2 separate regions of the Homo sapiens genome follow, and region 1 is linked to region 2. A link is an interaction called in ENCODE POLR2A ChIA-PET data of the cell type or tissue named here. Cell type or tissue: GM12878. All regions are shown on one strand. Region 1 overlaps KDM2A (lysine demethylase 2A). Region 2 overlaps GRK2 (G protein-coupled receptor kinase 2).

Region 1 (2,500 bases), 58 kb before region 2:
TTGTAAAAGTAGGTTCCGGGAGGTAAGAAGGGCAACTTTTACATGCCTGTTATAGGAGCTAGCATAAAGTAGAGTTCTATGGTGAGAAGAGATTATTTAGTGCTGCCATTCCAGCAATAACTGAGAGGTAGATTTTAAAATGGCACAAATAATACACATTTGTTTGGTGATGGGGAAATAAGTTCATGGAAGGCTATGAGTTGTTTATGAATAGACTAGGTTCATGATATTGGACTTCTTACCAGTTTGGCCCTAGTTTTGTTGCAGAACAGATTATAACTGGGATCAGAGTATTTAGCAAAGGATCTATCCCAAGGCTAAAGATTAACCTAAGAAGAAAAGCACGAACATGTTACCACAAATTCTCTCTGTAGTCTGAAGATACCTAATAATACCAAAGAAAGGCAGGCAAAAATGACTGACTTTCTTGCTGCAATTAAGAAATTCTGCTTTCTGTGAATGAATGCGTGGTAAAAAAAAAAAAAATACTCATATGTTCTGAACCGTTCCTCTCCCTATTCAGACATGGGAGCTTACAGCGTATTAAGCAAGTACTTTATTCATTATTCTGTTAAAGGCATTCCCATGGACAACACACGGGGATGGGAGATGGTGGCTACTACATTAAGAAACAGTAAATTTTATTTGAAGGAAAGAAAGGCATCCAGGGCTTATTCAATGTTCTGGGACCGGCGGATGCTTGGTTAAAATTGTTGGCTCCCTGAGCAGAAATTCTTTGAAATGGAACAGCAGGTTAACCTTAACCGTTGCTCCTCATCTTGTTTGTTTCTTCCATGTCAGTGGTGATGCTTTCTAAACACTCTCCCACAGTTAACATCTGGGTATCCTCTAGACAACTGCTTCATATCATGCACAACTTTATGCATTTGTCTCCATTCACATTATAAGGGAAGTAAGTGATCAAATACGTAGATGTTGTTACAAAGCTTACCAGATACATGTTTTTTATAACCATAAGTTAGATATTTACCACATCAGCACTGTGCTGAATTCATGGTGGTTTGGCTCTCGAGTTTTACCTACCTGGAGTTCATTGGTTGAGTGTAGACACTTGAAGGCACAGGAAATGTTATAATTTAGTGTAAAATGTTGCGTATTGCTTTCACTTCTCTTTTTTTTCAGCCAGTATTATTTAAAAGATTCCTGGCCGGGCATGGTAGCTCATGCTGTAATCCCAGCACTTTGTGGGGCTGAGGCTGGTGGATTGCCTGAGATCAGAAGTTCGAGACCAGCCTGGCCAAGATGGTGAAACCCTGTCTCTACTAAAAAATACAAAAATTAGTTAGGTGCGGTGGCGGGTGCCTGTAATCCCAGCTACTCAAGAGGCTGAGGCAGGAGAATTGCTTGAACCTGGGAGGCGGAGGTTGCAGTGAGCTGAGATCGCACCACAACATTATAGCCTGGGTGACAGAGCAGACCGTCTCAAAAAAAAAAAAAAAAAAGATTTCTGTATTCTCACATTATTTCAGATTTTAAAAGTGTTTACATTTAATCCTTACAACGTATCTTTGAAGTAGTTATCTTAGTTTTTTTGTGTTTTTGGGTTTTTTATTGAGACAGTCTTGCCCTGTTGCCCAAGCTGGAGTGCAGTGGTGATCGTAGCTTACTGCAGCCTCAACCTCCTGGGTTTAAGCAAACCTCCCATCTTAGCCTCACAAGTAGCTAGGACTATAGGCACATGCCACAACGCCTGGCTGTTTTTTTTATTTTATTTTATTTATTTTTTGAGACGGCGTTTCGCTCTTGTTTCCCAGGCTGGAGTGCAGTGGCACCATCTCGGCTCACCAGAACCTCCACCTCCTGGGTTCAAGCGATTCTCCTGCCTCAGCCTCCCAAGTAGCTGGGATTACAGGCATGCGCCACCATGCGCAGCTAATTTTTTTTTTTTTTTGAGACGGAGTCTTGCTCTGTTACCCAGGCTGGAGTGCAGTGGCGCAATCTCGGCTCACTGCAAGCTCCGCCTCCCGGGTTCATGCCATTCTCCTGCCTCAGCCTCCCGAGTAGCTGGGACTACGGGCGCCCGCCACCACGCCTGGCTAATTTTTTGTATTTTTAGTAGAGATGGGGTTTCACCATGTTAGCCAAGATGGTCTCGATCTCCTGACCTCGTGATCCACCTGCCTCGGCCTCCCAAAGTGCTGGGATTACAGGCGTGAGCCACTGCACTGGGCCTAATTTTGTATTTTTAGTAGAGACGGGATTTCTCCATGTTGGTCAGGCTGGTCTTGAACTTCCGACCTCAGGTGATCCGCCTGCCTTGGCCTCCCAAAGTGTTGGGGATTACAGGTGTGAGCCACTGATCCCAACTATTTTTTTATTTTGAAGAGATGGGTTCTCACTGTGTTGCCCAGGCTGGTCTTAAACTCCTGGGTTCAAGTGATCTTCCCACCTTGGCCTTCCAAAGCTCTGGGATTGCAGGTGTGAGCCACTGTGCCTGGTCTATCTTAGTTTTATAGATGAGTTTGAGGGCCTTATATAG
Region 2 (2,500 bases):
TCTTTCCCGTCTGTTTTCCTTTCCAGAGCATGCGTTTCACTTATTTGCCATTAAGTCGCCCGCCTGCCGTTACCTGGGTAAATGGATTTGAAGGGAGTGTGAGCAATGCAGGTTGGAATCTGTGCAGGGGAACCTGGGCTGTTAACCCAGAATGAGGTGTCCTATTAATGCACAATCAATTCCTAGTAGTAAGTTCCCGGTGACGTCAGGTACAGGAGCGCTCCGCAGCCAGTGTTTCCTCCCCGTGCCTAGGTTGCACCCAGGTGGGCTTGGCAGAGGGACTGAGTGCTCAGGCTGGTGGGTTTGGGCTCCACGCGCTTGGCTGTTGCTTTCAGGGTATGCTCTTGCCTCGGAACACACAGTGGGAACCAAAAGCACAGTGTAGCCCTTGAGGATGCACAGCCTCCCTCACACCTGCCCCTTCTTCCTGGGCCCCTTCCCTACTCCCCGCCGGCTCCCCATGGGTCAGTTTCCACTGCTGGATGGAGCTATATTCACGTTATTTCTACTCTGCTGCAACTGAGATACTAAAAATGAGGTGTTTGACTGCAGCTTTTTTCTAAAACAGTAATATCCCTTCTCTGCTTTGCTGTTTACTGCAAAAGGACGCGTCTATGCTGGCAGAAGTGGGTTTTCTGGTATTAACATGTTGGCAGCTCTGTTCCCAGGTGGGGGCAATTTTCTGACTCTAGAGCCATTTCGTGTTTGGGATGGGGGATAACCCCCTCCTGGAAACCACAGGGCATGGAATTCTGGAAGTTTGTTCTTGGTGCATTCTAGCGTAATGCAGATTACGGTCTCCATGTCAGCAGTAAATTGCAGGGTGTGGGTGCTCATGTCATATTTGTGAAGAAGCCGTGACATTTGACAAGGCCGCCAGAGTGCCTCTTCCTGAGCATCCCCGCAAGGGAGCTGCTTTGTGGCCGACACGACGTTCCGGAGCCCAGGCTGCTGCAGACCCTGGCTGTGTGTGCGGGGCCAGCTGGCTTTTTCTCTCCCCTGCTCAGGGCTTACCTTGGACCTGCCGGTTTGGGCTGGCCTTTCCTATTTGATCTGTGGCCCCGTCCTTGTTCGCCCCAGGGAGAGTCATTGAGAAACATTAAGAAGCCCCAGGGGACTTCCTTCTGCTGCTGGCACCTTGGTGTCTGGTTTCCTGGAAATGCCACAGGGAGCACCTCGGCCACAGCCACAGGCCCTGCTGCACTGGTTGGTGAATGCTCGCTCATCTCCCAGGGGACGGTTCCCAGAGTGGCCGCACCAGACCTGCCAGGCCTGTAGCCTTCATGCCAGCTTGCACCGTCCTGGCGTGGCAAAGCTTTAGCATCACTGTCACATGAGGGGCACAGGAAGCATGGCCCCTGGCTGCCAGCTGCCAGCCAAGGCTGCCTCCCATCCTGGGTTCCAGGGAAGGGGGCTGCTCGTCTCCTACAGCTCCTGGTCAGGGACGGGAGGGCAGCCAGGCCAGAGGCTGGGCACAAGTCAGGGTCCTCTGAGCCCTGCACCCAGCTCTTCCACAGAGGTCAAGGGGGGGATGGAGGGTGCTCTAGTGGAGGCCGTTTCTCAGGGAGCCTTTGGACATTTTCTTTGCCACGAACTCATTGTGGGCCTCGGAGCACGTGGCCCAGCCAGCTTCCTTGCCATCAGCAAGAGTGTGTTTGTCTCTGACTTGTCACCCCCTCCTGTCCACACAGCTACAGCCTCTGACCCCGAGCAGGAGACACCTAAGAGAGCCCAGGCCACAGAGGATGGCCTGGACTTTGCATTTCTTCTGAACCATGAGGTGCCAGAAGGGACCGGAAGTGCTCCCTCAGCACCCACTCCTTCCCTGTCACCCAGTGCTCAGTGCTGCAGCTGCTCACTGTCTTGGGCTGAGCCTGCTCCGGGAGCAGTAGGAGCTGGTGCAGGCCGCTGTAACTGCAGGGGTGCCAAGGTGGGACTGACTGCTCCTTCCCAAAGCTGGGTGGGCACCAAGTACCTCTGTGCCAAGGAGCCCTTGATACTTTGGCAGGGCAAGCCACGGGCTCTACCCACTGGGCCCGCAGTAGAGCAATGCAGTGCCTGAAGCTGGTCTGTGAGCAGAGGAGTCCCACCCTGCTCGGCTCAGCCCTGGCCACAGGCCCCATCCTCCAAGGCCCCATCCTCTCCGAGGACACGGCAAATGTGGAGCAGAGGCTTGAGCAAGACCAGTTACTGTGTGATTCTAGCATGGACTGTCGGTGAGCCGTGGGGCACTGAGAAATGGGGCTCTGGCGGCTCTCTCCCATGGCCCAGCAGGCGGGGCACGGCGGGCAGCATGGCCAGCCTGGCATATTAGAAGCCCTCCTTCTGCCGTGTCCACCCAGGCTTTGTAAATGGCCAGTGTGACGGTGGCGATTCAGCATCTCATTGACATCCTCATTTTACAGCTGGGGAAACTGGACATTTCAAGTTTGTGACCAGGTGGTGAGGGCCACTTGGAACCCAGGCACCCGTCCAACGGCCAGAGCAAAGGCAACTCTGA

Evidence for each region. Peaks named below come from ENCODE experiments on the same cell type or tissue, not always from the same donor. Only the 100,000 strongest peaks of a DNase experiment are listed, where the experiment ranks them.
Region 1: POLR2A ChIA-PET joins it to region 2 with 5 read pairs; 2 of 35 experiments call an interaction of 5 or more read pairs at or near these places.

Annotation. Positions count from the first base shown.
Region 1 is chr11:67,212,311-67,214,810 of GRCh38, forward strand. All of the region lies in intron 6 of KDM2A (lysine demethylase 2A), which reads left to right. Among named protein-coding and RNA genes, the nearest start is that of GRK2, 53 kb to the right of the region's middle. In GM12878, no CTCF peak of the experiment used is centred here; a DNase peak (open chromatin) is centred at 1,031; H3K27ac peaks cover 1,426 bases.
Region 2 is chr11:67,270,746-67,273,245 of GRCh38, forward strand. The region is part of intron 1 of GRK2 (G protein-coupled receptor kinase 2); the gene reads left to right. Among named protein-coding and RNA genes, the nearest start is that of GRK2, 5.5 kb to the left of the region's middle. RefSeq lists enhancers at 306-1,270, 794-933, 1,271-2,235. In GM12878, no CTCF peak of the experiment used is centred here; DNase peaks (open chromatin) are centred at 1,194 and 1,741; H3K4me3 peaks cover 2,500 bases; H3K27ac peaks cover 2,500 bases.